Linked DNA regions of Homo sapiens: region 2 is linked to region 1. A link is a loop called in an ENCODE intact Hi-C map of the cell type or tissue named here. Cell type or tissue: gastrocnemius medialis. All regions are shown on one strand. Links, peaks and the distances in the headings refer to the core of each region. The heading gives the core; the rest is flanking DNA. Region 1 holds the start of KRTAP15-1 (keratin associated protein 15-1). Region 2 has its middle 14 kb from the start of KRTAP21-3.

Region 1 (8,350 bases), core at 158-8,157:
AATGCAATGCTGTGCGATGTGTTAGTGGCCCTGAGTATCACTTCATAATGAGGTATAAGGCAAGCCACTTGGCAGGCATGCTCGTTAAACATTGCCGACTTCTCTGGAGGGGTTGCAAAGAAAAAATACACCTCAAAGTAATTGATGGGATAGGGAGGAAAGGGGAAACTTGTCTTTTCCTGTTCTAGCATCTCCTGTTACCACTGATCAGGTTCACTGTAAGGGTAATTCAACCACATTTCCGGTTGAAGCATGTTTTGGGGAAGCACTCAGGAAGTCAGACTCCATACTCCATCCAGGTGTAGTATTTCATCAAACTCTGAAAGTGCTGGGGGAACCCTGAGTAGAGGGCCCATAGGCTAAGAAAGTGAGAGAAAGAAGGCTGTGGTGGTGAACAACTTCTATGACCTAACAAGATCACTGGAAAATCCTGAAAGTATTTATACATAGATAAAAATAAATACACAAAATATATTTGCAATAAATTGCTTTACGTATATAGGGACAAGTGTATTACCTTCATAATGTCAAAAAATCTATTAAAATCATTTCTGTGCCTGATTATTTTAGTTTTCTTTAACTACCAAGTCATACTTTTAAAAATGTGAATTCTATTTCTAATTTTAAAGTTAAACAACAGATACCTTAAAAATTAATCAATACAACATTCTCACTTAACAAATAAGGAAACTGAGGCTCAAGGAGATAAGATAATTTGCCCAAGTTTACATAGGGAATGATGGATTCAGCTCTAGAAGTTGTCTCTAGGCTGCCAATTCAATATTCTATTCTCTCTTCATCTTTCTACATAATTGAAAAGAGTTGCTTTTTCATTGAAACACAGACAGCTGACTTAATGGTCCTTCAGAAATGGCAAAACAGAGGGAATCTGGAACTCAGGTAGTCAGATATTTTCTTCTGCATCTTAGGCTATGAGTATCTTCCCTTGAGCCAAAGCTAAAGGTATGAGGCAAGTTTCTGGACAAAATAACATGTTGTAGATGACACCAGTCAGAAAAGCAAAGGATCCTTCACAGACTGGAGTGTAAATAGGAGACATCCCTTTAGGGAAAGACTGAGATAAACATTTGACAATGTGGCTATGAGCTTCAGTGCTCTGTAAGTACAGAATGGCAAAATCTGTTCATCAATTTCCTCCCTAATTCATTAACTAGCCATTTATCATGTCAGAGAAATATAAAAAGTTAATAAGACAATCTCCTAGTTATGAGCACATGTTCCAGAGGTAAACCAAATGTGGTTGCAGCCTCCATCACTTGGCCGCATTGTTTTGCTGGAAAGTATATTTAACCTGCCTGTGCTGCAATTTCTTCATCTGTAAAATGGAGGTTATACTAGAACTTGCCTTACAGCATTGATTGGAGATTAAATGATTCACACTGTGCACTTGCTATATAATAATAAATACTGGATATTATTCATATTATTATAATTTGTGAAACCTAGAAGGAGTTCTGTTTATTCATCACAAAACTCAACACTCTCAGTCAAATGGAAAAACTTTGAGAATCTGTGAAACATTTTGTTGATGTTTGTTCACTTCAAATTTTAAAAGAACACAGTAGCCATTTATTCTGATGTTGAGGCTCCAGTTGATGCTACAAAGTGTAGATGAAGCCAAAGAAAAGAAGTGAGAAGAATTAACTGATGTTCCTTTATTATAGTTACCAGAAATTGGAGCATTATGGTAACAATTTTGAAGCAAGTTCCATCATGTTAAAGCAAAGGTTGGTAAACTTTTTTATTTTTTTCTGAAAGGGGCTAGATGGTGAATATTTAAGGCCTTAAGGGACATATGGTCTCTGTCTGAACCACTCAACTCTTCCACTGTAGCATGAAAGTCAGAATAGACCATATGTAAATGGATGCTTGTGGCTGTGTTCCGATCAATTTCATATATAGAAACAGGTAGTAGCTGGATTTGGCCCACCAGCCATCATTTTTCAACTCCTGATCTAGAAGAAAAGCTCTGTAGAAAATCATTTATTCTGTGACAGTATGGTTATATTCACCATGATTCTTTATTTGTGAATATCCAGGGTATTTCATATAGGAGTGTAGTTACTCATGTCACTTTCTCATTATTGAGCTTATATAATGAGCTTTCTTTTATCTTTATGTAAAATAATTTTACAGGTGCTTTTCACATAAGTCACAAATTTGGTAGAGTCCCCAAAGCTGAGGGCAAATATTGGTAAATGACAATAAATCCCAGTCCTAGTCACATTCCCATGATTAGAGATGGCCTTGACAGCTTTACAGCTTTCCTGAGCCTTATACCCCTTGAGTGCAATTTAGACATTCATAAAAGAACGAGGTTTACTCTGAAATAAGTTTTATTCTTGTGGGATAATACTACCCATGTGACACACAAAGAGAAATACATATATCCCTGGCTTCCCTCTCTTTGGGAAGGGAGAGAAGGTGATGAGGCCCATTCATAGACAGTGTGGTGGCTGGCTAGAATGACAGAAGGTAGTCTCATTCTCTATAATAAGAATGTTTTATATTATAGGAACTCAACAAATGTTTGTTCAATGAATCCCTAACTGAAAATAACATTTTCTAAAGCAATTATATGATCAAATGCTCTATGATGGGATATAAATCTCTCAAGACATGAAATGTCATGTTTCAACTCCTCTCTCAACTCCATTTTCTTTCCAGAAAAAAAAAAAGAAGAAGAAACACATAAAGCTAAGAAAACAAGCTTACCTAATGAAAATAGTAATAAGTACAGGATGCATTTACTAAAAGTGTCACACTAATAAAAGAAAATGACATGTCTCTGGAATTGTTTGCCCACCAAGAAGACAAGGCAGAAAATTGAGTATTTCTGTATCTCCTGGAGTTTTGAGACTATACTAGCATACTCTTAAAGCAGTGAGCCATTAGAATTAGCTGGGTGGAAGACACCTGCTCTAGGACCAAATCACACTTCCATGGGCAGTGCTGTGAGTGTGTGTTTCCTATGGGCCAAGAGGGCCACCTCCAGGACAAATGGATTCTAGCAGAAGAAAGCTGGCTGGGATGGAGCCCTAGCAGGAGGGAACTCGGGATGAGGATACAGGGAGAAGTCATGGAAGGGTGTGCTAACTCTGTCAGGCAATATTCAGTTCAGGGATTCCAGGGAGAATGGGCTGGGGTGGGAATAAGATGGTTTCTAGAAAACACACCAAAGTCTCCACTAGGAAAAGAACCAATATTCAGACACCTGTGGTGTCTTAGTCAGTTCAGACTAAGATACCATATACTGGGAGACTCAAACAAGAGAAATTTATTTTTCACAGTTCTGGAGGCTGGGAAGTACAAGATCAAAGTACTGTCCGATTTGGTTTTTAGAGATGGTTCTCCTCCTGGTTTGCAGATGACCACCTTCTCTCTGTGTCCTCACGTAGCAGAGAGCACAGAGACCAGAAGCAAACCTCTTGTGTCTTTTCTTATAAAGGCACTAGTTTCCACATGAAGGTTCCATTTTCATAAGCTAATTACCTCCCAAAGGCCTCTTCTCCAAATACCATTGCATTGGGAATTAGGATTTTAACATATGAATTTGGAGGAAGGGCACAAACATTACATGCTCAGTTCAGAGTGCATAATAACAGAGGATATTCAATGGCAAAGATTGGGTCCTAGCTAAATGCACAAACCTTAATGTCCCTATTGAAAAACCTGTAAGATCACCAGAAAATCTGCTAAGACGAAATGAAGTATATTTGAGCTCCCTGCCACAAAGAAGAATGCTACTGTAAGTCTTGTCTGTGTTTCCACAGGGAGGTGTTAGAAATGAGATTCTGGGCTGAGCTGGTTCAAGGTGGGTCTTTCAGAGAGGAAGCTGACATGAGTTTCTTGATACATAAACTGTTGCTTAATTAGGGAACTGTTTATTCAGGTCTTTGGGCTATTGGCTCCAACAAATTAATCTATAGGAATTTCCTGAAGCATGCAGTGAAATGAGCTATTGGTTGTTATTATCTCTTCCCAGTAAAAGTTTTCAGAGGCAAACAACAAAGTCCATGTTGACACAGGTGGCCTAAAGCATCATGTTGAGGAAGATGGCCCTGGTTGTCATTTTCTTTCCTCCCATTGTGTATGTTTGAATCAAAGGGAAACAAGGAGCAGTACATTGATGGAAGGCAAGGTGGAGTATGGAAATTTAAAAAAAAAAAAAATCTTCTTTAAACCACTGGTGGCCTTTGGAAACACATGACAGGCCTAAACTGAGGGGAAAGGGAGAAGCTTTTATTGTGGCTGTAAGACTGGTTTTGTAATTATGCAACTTTGGATTACTAACGTGAAATGAAAATTTTTCTTAATATCTTAATGTGATCATAGATCTACCCATTGTGTTGTTCAGGGATTCAGGGAAGCTAGAGCTCTAAATTCAAGTGTGAAGTTCAGTGGTGTTAAAAAAAAATGAAGCAGTTTCCTAATTGTGTCCTGAGTCCTGTCTGCTTAATGCATCAATTAAAATCAAAGATAACCATCTAATAATTCTTGATTTTCTCTTACTCAGTAGTAGGGTTAGATTTTCATTCAGTGGGTCCTCTATAGGGTCTGACATAATAATTGACATTTTGATCAAAGTAAGAAAAACATGAAAAATTCCAAGTTATTATTTATTATTTTACCACTGTTTATCAGTGCTGAGCTTACTTAGGATCAGAATAAATATCATGAAGATGGAAGCTATGCAAATGTACCTCTTAAATCTTCTGCTTCAGGGAGCATTACTGACTGATTGACAGCTACAGCAGTTGGTCTTTGAATCTACCATCACTTCTGTGCCAAGGTTGTGCTGTCATCCATTCTTGTTAGTAAATACTCTTGGCAAGGATGCTAAGGCAGGCCCATTTTGGTGATATGTAAGGCTCCTTTGATGGGTGACTTGCCAAAACTTTCTTAGAATTGCCCTAAAGGAGTTTCTTTTTTTTTCTTATCTTTTCTTTTCTTTTCTTTTTTTTTTTTTGAGACGGAGTCTCGCTCTGTCGCCCAGGCCGGAGTGCAGTGGCACTGTCTTGGCTCACTGCAAGCTCTGCCTCCCGGGTTCACGCCATTCTCCTGCCTCAGCCTCCCGAGTAGCTGGGACTACAGGCACCCGCCACCAGGCCCGGCTAATTTTTTGTATTTTTAGTAGAGACGGGGTTTCACCGTGTTAGCCAGGGTGGTCTCGATCTCCTGACCTCGCGATCCACCCGCCTCGGCCTCCCAAAGCGCTGGGATCACAGGCATGAGCCACCACGCCCGATGGGGAGTTTCTTAAAGAAGTTTCTTCTAGACCAAACTTAGTTCCCTCTGTCCTTCACTGAGGCTAGACATACTCCACAGTAGTATGGCTCTCCCAGACCTCTCCAACTACCTCCCCATTATCTATCACTGGCATTTTCACCAATAAATCTTTTTTATGTTTAATCCCATTTGGCAGCTGCTTTTCAAGGGACTGCAATGGACACAATAGATCAGTAAGATTTGTTATTCTAAAATTAAGTGTAACTTATTTACTCTATTTTCAATAATGGGTTTATATTATTTTCTCTGAGTGTTTTTGAAGTTCTTCTTTGTGTTCCCACTGAATCTTGTCTTCACCCCATTATTCCATTTGCCATATAAGTTATAATTGTATTTGTGGGAACTTCCTGAAGCAGAGAATTTGTGTCTTTGTTCAGCGTAATGCTTGGTATATAATAGGACCTCAATAAATTTTTTTTCAATGAAAGACTAAAACAAAATTTTCTGAAGCAAATATATAAAAAATGCACTTATGAGGGGATTTAAATCTCTTAAAACATGTGATAGGTTATATATTTAAATTTTCTTTGCACTTTGTTTTCTATTCAACAAAATATCAATAAAACATATGAAACAAACAAAAAGTGTACCTAAGGAAGACAGTTGAAGATATGGGATGAATTCACTAAATGTATCATTTTTACTTATTTATTTATTTATTTTTTGACACAGAGTCCCACTTTGTTGCCCAGGCTGGAGTGTAGTGGCATGATCTCAGCTGACTACAACCTCCGTCTCTCAGATTCAAGTGATTCGCCTGCCTCAGCCTCCTGAGTAGCTGGGATTATAGGTGCACACCAGGCCTTGCTAATTTTTGTATTTTTAGTAGAAATGGGTTTTCACTGTGTTGGCCAGGATGGCCTCAAACTCTTGACCTAAAGTGATCCGCCAGCCTCAGTCTCCCAAAGTGCTGGGATTACAGGTGTGAGCCATCATGCCCAGCCTAAGTGTATTGTATTAACAAAATAAAATGGAATGCCAGAATTCATGCCAAAGAAATAAGCTTATTTAAAATATTGTAACTATTTGAAATATATTTGAGTGGAAGAGTTCTGGGAAAATAATGAGAGAAGGATTTTAGAAAGATGATAACAGAAATGATCCTGAGCATTGGCACAAAAATTGAAATTCAAGATATATCTCCTGTCAGATTTAGGAAGGGTCCTAGGTCAAGATTAATTTGTCCGTGTTCAATCATATACTTCCAAGAGGGCTAGGATGCTGAGTCCTACTGATGTAGATGGTCAACAATCACAGATATTGGACAGGCTGAGTGTTGCAGTTCCATAGAGTACAGAAATAATCATGAGAGAATGGAGAATATTCAGTAAGATGATCCAAAAAGGCGAGACCCAAAGGCTGGTTAGTAACAAGTTGCCTGGAAATTCCTGGATGAAAAGGTAGTTGGGTGGTAGAAGCTGGACCCACAGTCCAGAGATTGGAAGCCAGTGCTTCCACAACCAAGAGATCCAAGGCCAGTGTTTCCACATCCAAGGGATCTTATGTAGTTAGTCTGGCGGGGACTGCAGAAGATGGAATTCTTTGGGCAGTAACAGGATGTCTGATAGGATCTGGCCAAAGTGCAGGATGTCTGGCAGCTGGTGGGCTCACAGTAGGTCTCCTGACAGCCATTGTAGAGAGAGGAGCCCAGTTGGCAGGTATTTGGAGAATAGATGGCATTGCTGGGGTAGAACAAATTATAAGTGGAAACTGGATACCTCAGGTAACTTCCAAAACAGCAGGAGGAGAAGTTTCCAGAGCTGCAGTTGTAAGACATGTTAACAGGAGTTCTGAGCTCAGGTGATTTGCAGTGAGGAGCGTGTGTGTGTGAATGTTACCTTCTATACTGGACACTGACATACTCTAGCAATAGGTGTAGTCACAAGTGCCCATTCTAATGAGAACACTTAATTAGGCTGCAGTCAAAATGAAATATATTAACACTCAAAGAATTTTATTTATGAACGTAGACTTCTACATGAAAGAATTTCATTAGTTTTTCAAAGCAATTGTTCATGAAACAAAAATGCCATTTCTCATTCATCTTGCTTAGGTAGAATGAAAACCACCATAATTGTACCTATAAGACTGATGCTTCAAAGGGTCGGGCGCGGAGGCTCACACTTGTAATTCCAGCACTTTGGGAGGCTGAGGCAGGCATATCACGAGGTCAGGAGTTCCAGACCAGCCTGACCAACATGGTGAAACTCCGTCTCTACTAAAAATACAAAAATTAGCCGGGCATGGTGGTGGGCGGCTGTAATCCCAGCTACTCAGGAGGCTGAGGCAGGAGAATTGCTTGAACCCGGGAGGCGGAGTTTGCAGTGAGCCGAGATCGTACCACTGCACTCCAGCCTGGGAGACAGAGCAAGATTCCATCTCCAAAACAAACAAACAAACAAAGAAACAAAAAAACAAAGAAAAAAACTTGATGCTTCATTCATCCTGTCCTTCTAGAAATTGGATCAAACGGCTAAGACACTGAGAGTTCTGGTATTTGTAAAGATCTGAAAAATACCTTGTAATCTGGAAGGGACTTTGATCTTGCTCCAATTTTATAAATTCAATTGAGAACAGAAAAAAAATTTCAATATCTATTCCTTCTTTCAATTCTTTGAACCATTAGAAGAAATAACCCAATAACAATCCTTATTTGGTAGACATGCTAAATGAGTGCCTAACATATTTAAGTTTAGATTTCTTATAACACAAGTAGCTAAGTCACTCTTGTGCACATGAAGAGTTAAGAATGAAGGGTGAAATTTTTGAACAAGTGCTTTGAAGTTTACATTGTAAAACTACTAAAGAAATCCCTTACTCAAAGGTTGATTTGCTTCTTCATAGAAGTCATCAATAAGTTTGATTATAAAAAACCGTTTATCCCCATAAGGTATAAGTAATTTTTGGTCATGTTGATGTTACTGAGAGGAAAATAATAAGCACTATAAGTAAAATGTAAATCGTTAATCTTTTCCTTTCTTTTCTCTCAGAGGGTGACATTTTTACCAGAGAGGGAAAAGAAAAGCAAGAAATGAGGGAA
Region 2 (8,350 bases), core at 139-8,138, 290 kb before region 1:
AAAGTAGAACAACCAATTTAGGAAAACTAATTTTTGCAATCTTGGCATGAGGCAAGGGAAATGAATTTTCATTGGGAAATAATTGTAACTAAAATGAAAGAAGGGCTCCAAAATAGAAAAAAACAAAAAACAAAACAGTATTCCTTAAATATTTGCAATATTCTAATTGTGGCAAATGCTGACAAGCAAGGATTTGAAAATAAGTCTGAAAATTACTACTTGGGATATTCTGAAGACAGGAGAAGCAGTACCAGTAATCAGAATGTTAAATTTACTGTAAGATCAAGAGATATAAAATGCGACTGGGATGTAAATCAATGCAATTAGACATTGCAACACTATTACAAATTTATCATGAAAATTTGTCATTGAGGACATGTTTTGAGATGAGTAGATTTCTACTGCAGAAATGCACACATTTTTCTAAGATTAATATTATGTGGCAAACAAAACACAGATATCCTTGATTAAAGTGAAAATCTTCATAACAACAATAGCTGTTTTCTGAAAATTGATATGTGCCATCCTTTTTCAAAATTCTGAAGATTGTAAGTGACATGTAAGCTTCAAATATTGGCTCAGATTGCATATTTAGGTGAGAAAAAGTCTTTGATAGAGTTAAATAATTCTTACCTTGAAATATTTGAAATAAAATACAATAGAAGAAAATTGTTTAAATATAATAAAGGATTTTAACCAAATAGCAAAAGCAGCATGTTTTTATCTACTTCAGCCAAATAATAAAGCAATTTTAGTTATTATTAAGAAGCAGACAGGGTTAGCAGCTGCCAACATCATTATCAAGTGCAAAGAGAGAAGAAAATAAAATAATAGGCAAAAACATTGGAAAAAAGAAATGATCTTTTTGATTATATCTTTGTGTGCAAAGAAAACTCAAGCTATTAAAGTAAAACAAATATAGCAAAATTAATCAGAAAATTTGTAAGATGTATGAACACCAGAAAAATAAGTTTAAAAAGATTTTCTGCTTACCTACATTTAGAAATGGAGATGATTCTGATAATGTGCTATAACTATACAATGCTCAGGAAAAGCTAGAAAGAAAGTTTCAAAGACTTATTCAATTTGCACAATACTATAATAGAATATCTTATGAAAGAAAATAAAAAGCTGAAGAAATGGAAATGCAGATGTAATCTTGACCGGAAAGATCTATCATAAAATTTAAATCTTCTAAATTGATACGTAAATTAAGACATCTACTGGATTCTTTATTCAATAAAATTATTCAAAATGTGCATAAAATACATTATCAGGACTCAAGGGAAAATTTTCTCTCATGAGAAATGAGAATATTGTTTTGGTTTAAGAATAGAAAAATAAAAAGGAATATAAACAAGAATTTAGAAACACATCTGAGTACTTTTGAGAATATAACATAAGGTAAACTTCATAGTACAACATGGTGAAAAAAAATTATTTGAGAAATAGTGCCAATACAACTGACCGTCCATCTAGAAAACAATAAAAGTGGATCTTCAGTTAAACTATCTGTAAAAAGTATTGCAGAAATATTAACAGTTTAAGTATAAAAAGTGAAGTGAAAAAACAAACAAAGCAAAATGAAAATTAAAAAAGCCCTCTGCAAAAAAGAAAAACCAAGGGAGTACACATACACATCCACACACAACACAGTCACAAATGCACACACATTATACACACACACGTCCATATACACACACACAATGGAGACCTCTATCATGAACAGAAACCCAGAGACGAATGGGGATAATACAGGAATATTAATGTCTTAATATATAGAAAGTTATATAACTCAATAGAAAAATAGGCAGATGATTATAAGTAGACATTCTATGTAAGAGAAGTACAATAGTCCAAACATATTAAGATATTCAAATCCACTCGTAGTTAGGAAAATTCAAAATAAAAAAATCCATACTATTTTAATTTTATTTATCATCAGACAGGTAACAGTTTTTACGGTTGTTGCTGGCAGAGAGGTGTGGAAACCAACCAGCGTGCTTGTGCAGTGCTGGTGAAAGTGATGCCTCTGGCTCCTGTTGAGTCTGTGGGGTAGGAGTCTTCTCTTGACGTCCATACAGTTCTAGTTGCTCTGGCTATAGACTATCTAGTGACCTAAGGTGCCAGTTATTTTTATCCCAGATTGTGAATTCCAACACATTCTGTATATTTGACTTCATCTTCTTATATATAGTTTCCTTCTTTGTCCTTGCATGTAAATACTCTTCCTCTCCATACAAGTTTGAGAGTCACTTTCAAACATTTTATTGTTAAGTACTTGCAAATCAATGAAAAGATTTCAGTTTTTAGAATTTATACCTTATTTTTGGAAGACATAAAAACTCAGACACTCAGAAAAAAAACCACTTGTATTTGTTGATTCTGCATTGTTGTGATCATAATATTCTAAGAATAGGAGCTTAGAATGAGATTTCTAATAAAGTTTCCTTTGTGATAGGAAGTCTGCTTTTTGTATATCTTAGAACATTTATTGGTTGTAATCCAATGAATGATTACCTTTTATAACATAATCATTTATTGGTTGTAAGCCAATAATAGGTTACCTTTTATAAGCGAATCAACTACAGTATTGCTTATTTGGTTTTAGGTAAAATTAAGCATCTATTCACAAACATTTCAAAATTTCTGGTTAGTTCTTGACACTTCAAAGTGGACACACATCTGCATCCACAGCAGGTTTTACAGCAGGAGACACAGTGTGTTTTGCTATTTGTTGTGCTTTGATTTTTATATTGGCAGCTTTTGTGATAAGAAATAATGGCTTATAGACACCTTTAGTATGGTGATGAAGAGAGACTGCAGTAGCAATAACATGATTTGAAATATTCGCCCTCAGAAGCCTAGCGAATTGCCTCAAGCAAATATTTCTAAATCTAAGGTCTTTTACAAGTTTCCTGGGTTTTACCATTGATTTTTAAATTCCATTTAGTACAAATTGCATAATTAGTAACAATTTTACCTAAGCCAATCAGCCTTTTCCACAAATATATAGATATCTGTATTTTTGTGAAGTAAGTCATTTATTTTTAAAATATCTTTGGCATAGTTGGAGCTATTTCAAAGCACCGAAGGAAAGGAAAAGGAAAAAATTCAGAATAAGATGGTGGTGAAATTGCAGGTTTTAATCCAGATATGGAGATGGAATGGATTCGGGTATTTCCCAGATTAACAAAAAAGACTTAATGAAAGATAGTAACCTTGAATGAACTTTCCCAAAAAGAATAAAAAACACACCACAGCATGGGACTGTTGTAAATGTTTTGCAACAACAAAGAAGATTAATATATTACTAAAAACATACACAGAACAATATTTCTGAAAATGATTTACACTAGGAACCAGAAGAAAAATTTAGAATGTATTGCTTAATACCAAAAAAAAATTAAGAAGATCAACTCAATACCAAATTAAATAAGTCACTATATTGAGATAAGAAAAGGTATTGGTAGAATTAGAAAATAAAGTGAGGGAAGAAATAATATCAGAAAAGATTTTAAAGTGAAGAAAGAAAGAAAATAATATGAATAAAAATGTATCAGTGATAGAGGATAGACATGAAAAATATAATATTGAATCCAACAAATAGTCATGGTGAACAAAGTGACCAGAAGGTGGTAGCATCCAATTAGATGTTGTCCAGAAGATGACGGCACTCCAAAACAAGCATAACAGGTATCTTCAATGAAAACAATTGAAAAAAAAAAGAAACAAAAACATTAAATGGTACAGTAGGTGAAAATTTTATTAAATTGAAAAAATTAAATCTACTGATAACAAGAGTTGTCAATGTTCATCAAGATAAATGAAAAGCAGAAACAACAAAACATAACTTACCAGGATTATTGAACTTCATGAATAAACCGAAACCTACATGGGACTAGGGAGAGCCATCTAAAGAGAACAGTAACAATTCTGTCCTTTTCTTCCATAGCTAGGAAATCAGAAGGAAATAGAATATCAACTACAATATCTTGAGGAAAAGAGTTGCTACATCAAGAATTTTAACCTTACCCCAATATTGTTCATAGATTGAGATAACATTAAATTATTTTCAAATATGCAAACCTCCAGGAAGGATTACTAATGTAACTTGGAAAATGGAAAAACAAAGCAAGGTAAAACAATTAAAAAAACCCCAAAACTACTTGAAGATATACACTACTCAACTGAAGGTTGAATAGGAACAAATAATTGATAAATAGGAGAGTTTTGGTTCCAAGGGGTAATGTTAAGTATTAAAACCATTTAAACATACAGTTTAGTATAGATAATTAACATATGTCTAAAACCTAAAGAAATAAATTAAGTGCTAAGAGTAAAAATAATTAGAAAACTAGGAAAATGTTCAGTGAATATAACAATAAAAATAAAGGTAATTTGGGGATGTCGGAAATAGAAGAAACCCAGACTATAAAACAAAATAGAGAAAATAAAGGACACAAAAAGGAAGGATGTAAAACAAAATGTTATATTAAGAGACAGAAGTAAGATACAAATATACATGACAAATTTAGCTTTTCAAATAAATACATAAATTGAGTAAATACAAAAGCAAACTACAAATACTATTACATAATTTCTATGAGACTCACATGTAAAAATAAATCAGAAGTTAAAAATTAAATGTGAAGATTAGTTATCAAATGGAACAAATATAAAAATGTTTGCAAATTTAATATGAAACTTTAAATAAATGTAACATGTTTAAACAATTACAAAGGAGGCTTATATTTTACTGAAATGTAACTCAACAAGTGACATAGTATTGAAATCTATAAAGTCAAAACCAAAGTAAATGTTGTATCTAGAGATATTGGCAGAAAATCAGTACTAGTGTGAAACTAATTGCCTCCTTTAGTCCTTAAAAGATTACATTGAACACAGATAAATGAATGGGAAATTAAAAAGATTTCAAAACTATGTAATAAACTCCATGCACTACAGAAAATCACCTTCTTTTAAGCACTTGTAAGGTTTTTTTTTTTAATTGAACATCAATATATTCCAAAAGATAGAATTAGTGTAGGTTATAGACACTGGGAACAATATTAGAAAGCTAGAAATAAATAACAGAAGAAAAATAGTGTTAAAAAATGTGAGAATAAACAATTTTGTAGTCAAAGAAGAAAATAAATTAAAATTTAATAAGCAAGGAGACTGCATATAAAAACCTCTGGTATATTGCCAAAGCTGTATTTACAGGAAAGTTATAGAATTAAGCGCCTTTATTACATTCTTATTATATAAATGTAAAAATGGAACAAAAAGCTACTGAATTTGAAAATTTATATAAAGAAAAAATAGACAAAAAAAGCAGGAGAAAATAATTTTAGCTAAAATTAATGAATAGAAAACTGAAAAGCAGTATAAAGTATAATAAATCCAAGAGCTTTTTGTACCTTGGTGATAAATATCTAAGTGGTTTTTCAAAGAAGGAAAAAAACAGGCAAGCACACAAATTAGGGATAAATAAGAAGACAAAGCCAGCTGACACAGAAGTCAAAGCTATTGGGTAATACTTTCTATTGATTTATGTTAAAAATGTTAAAATCTAGAAAAATGTATTTTCTCCAGGAAGACCTAAATTGCTGAATGTTGCTAAAATAGATAGGAAATATATGTAGTTTAGTATCTATGAAATTCTTGAGGAAATTGTTCTACACCTACCCCTAAAAGCTATCCAGATAGCTTCAAAGACTTCAAGGAAGAGACAATTCTGAAGAGTTTGAGTAATCTATAGATCACAGGAAAAGGTAGGAAAGCTTCCAAACTTGTGAAACTGAGCACATAAATAATACTTTCATTTTGATTATATAGGCAAAAAGGTAAAATGTTATAGAAAACAGTTGTATTTTACATATAGTTACAATTATATTTCAAAAGACCCTTCACTAAGTAGTGCTCATTCTAAAACTGCTGGGAGAGTGCATATTGTGAATTCACATGATTAGTTTAAAGAAGATGAAAAGTATTCATTCATGTTGCAAAGACTTTTTTAATTGATGAACTGTTAATCCATTTTGGATGTTAGTTAAAACTAATTTTTTTTATACTTTAATTTCTGGGATACATGTGCAGAACGTGAATGTTTGTTGCATAGGTATACATGTGCCATGGTTGTTAGCTGCACCCATCAACCTATCATGTACAATAGGTATTTCTCCTAATGCTATTCCTCCCCTAGTCCCCAAGCCCCGACAGGCCCTGGTATGTGACGTTCCCCTCCCTGCGTCCATGTGTTCTCATTGTTCAGCTCCCACTTGTGAGTCAGAACATGTGGTGTGTTTTTCTGTCCTGTGTTAGTTTGCTGAGAATGATGGTTTCCAGCTTCATCCATGTTCCTGCAAAGGACATGAACTCATTCTTTTTTATGGCTGCATAGTATTCCATGGTGTATATGTGACACATTTTCTTTATCCAGTCTATCATTGATGGGCATTTGAGTTGGTTTCAAGTCTTTGCTATTGTGAATAGTGCTGTAATACACATACTTGCGCATGTGTCTTTATAGTAGAATGATTTATAATCCTTTGGGTATATACCCAGTAATGGGATTGCTGGATCAAATGGTATTTCTAGTTCTAGATCCTTGAGGAATTGCCACACTATCTTCCACAATGGTTGAACTAATTTACACTCCCACCAACGGTGTAAAAGCGTTCCTATTTCCCCACATTCTCTCCAGCATCTGTTGTTTCCTGATTTTTTAATGATTGCCGTTCTAACTGGCATGAGGTGGTATCTCACTGTGGTTTTGATTTGCATTTCTCTAATGACCAGTGATGATGAGCTATTTTTCATATGTTTGTTGGCAGCATAAATGTCTTCTTTTGAAAAGTGTCTTTTTATATCCTTCACCCACTTTTTGATGTTTTTTTTTTCTTGTAAATTTGTTTAAGCTCCTTGTATATTCTGGATATTAGCTCTTTGTCAGATGGGTAGATTGAAAAAACTTTCTCCCATTCTGTAGGATGCCTGTTAACTCTGATGACAGTTTCTTTTGCTATGCAGAAGTTCTTTAATTTAATTAGATCCCATTTGTCAATTTTGGCTTTTGTCGCCATTGCTTTTGATGTTTTAGTCATGAAGTCTTTGCCCATGCCTGTGTCCTGAATGGTATGGCCTAGATTTTTTTCTAGGGTTTTTATGGTTTTAGGTCTTATGTTTAAGTCTTTAATCCGTCTTGAGTTAATTTTTGTGTAAGGTGTAAGGAAGGGGTCCAGTTTCAGTTTTCTGCATATGGCTAGCCTGTTTTCCTAACACCATTAATTAAATAGGGAATCCTTTCCCCGTTGCTTGTTTTTGTCAGGTTTGTCAAAGATCAGATGGTTGTAAACGTGTGGCATCATTTCTGAGGCCTCTGTTCTGTTCCATTGGTCTATGTATCTGTTTTGGTACCAGTACCATGCTGTGTTGTTTACTGTAGCCTTGTGGTGTACTTTGAAGTCACGTAGTGTGATGCCTCCATCTTTGTTCTTTTTGCTGAGGATTGTCCTGGCTATATACTCTCTTTTTTGGTTCCATATGAAATTTAAAGTAGTTTTTTCTAATTCTGTGAAGAAAGTCAATGGTAGCTTGATGGGGGTAGCATTGAATCTATAAATTACTTTGGGCAGTATGGCCATTTTCACGATACTGATTCTTCCTATCCATGAGCCTGGAAGGTTTTTCCGTTTGTTTGTGTCCTCTCTGATTTCCTTGAGCAGTGGTTTGTAGTTCTGTTTGAAGAGGTCCTTCACATCCCTTTTAAGTTGTATTCCTAGGTATTTTATTCTCTTTGTAGCAATTGTGAATGGGAGTTTACTATGATTTGGCTCTCTGTCTATTATTGGTGTATAGAAATGCTTGTGATTTTTGCACATTGATTTTTGTATCCTGAGACTTTGCTGAAGTTCCTTATCACTTTAAAGAGTTTTTGGGCTGAGACGATGCAGTTTTCCAAATGTACAATCACGTCATCTCCAGACAGACACAATTTGACTTCTTCTCTTCCTATTTGGATACTCTTTATTTTTTTCTCTTGCCTGATTGCCCCGGGCAGAACTTCCAACACTATGTTGAATAGGAGTGGTGAGAGAGGGCATTCTTGTCTTTTGCCAGTTTTCAAAGGGAATGCTTCCAGCTTTTGCCCATTCAGTATGATATCGGCTGCTGGTTTGTCATAAAGAGCTCTTATTATTTTGAGATACATTCCATCAATACCTAGTTTATTGAGTGCTTTTAGCATGAAGTGTGTTGAATTTTATCCAAGGCTTTTTCTGTATCTATTGAGATAATCATGTGGTTTTTGTCATTGGTTCTGTTTATGTGAAGGATTACGTTTATT

The links. Peaks named below come from ENCODE experiments on the same cell type or tissue, not always from the same donor. Only the 100,000 strongest peaks of a DNase experiment are listed, where the experiment ranks them.
Region 2: it touches region 1 in a loop (9-fold over the local background); 28 of 110 quality-filtered maps call a loop at or near these places.

What each region holds. Positions count from the first base shown.
Region 1 is chr21:30,439,065-30,447,414 of GRCh38, reverse strand. It overlaps KRTAP15-1 (keratin associated protein 15-1), which reads right to left and starts at 7,140. Exons shown (of 1, transcript NM_181623.3): 1 at 6,546-7,140. The coding sequence starts at 7,087. The coding sequence ends at 6,674. All of the region lies in intron 3 of LOC105372772 (a long non-coding RNA gene), which reads left to right. In gastrocnemius medialis, for the core only: no CTCF peak of the experiment used is centred there; no DNase peak of the experiment used is centred there.
Region 2 is chr21:30,728,522-30,736,871 of GRCh38, reverse strand. No RefSeq gene overlaps it. Among named protein-coding and RNA genes, the nearest start is that of KRTAP21-3, 14 kb to the right of the region's middle. In gastrocnemius medialis, for the core only: no CTCF peak of the experiment used is centred there; no DNase peak of the experiment used is centred there.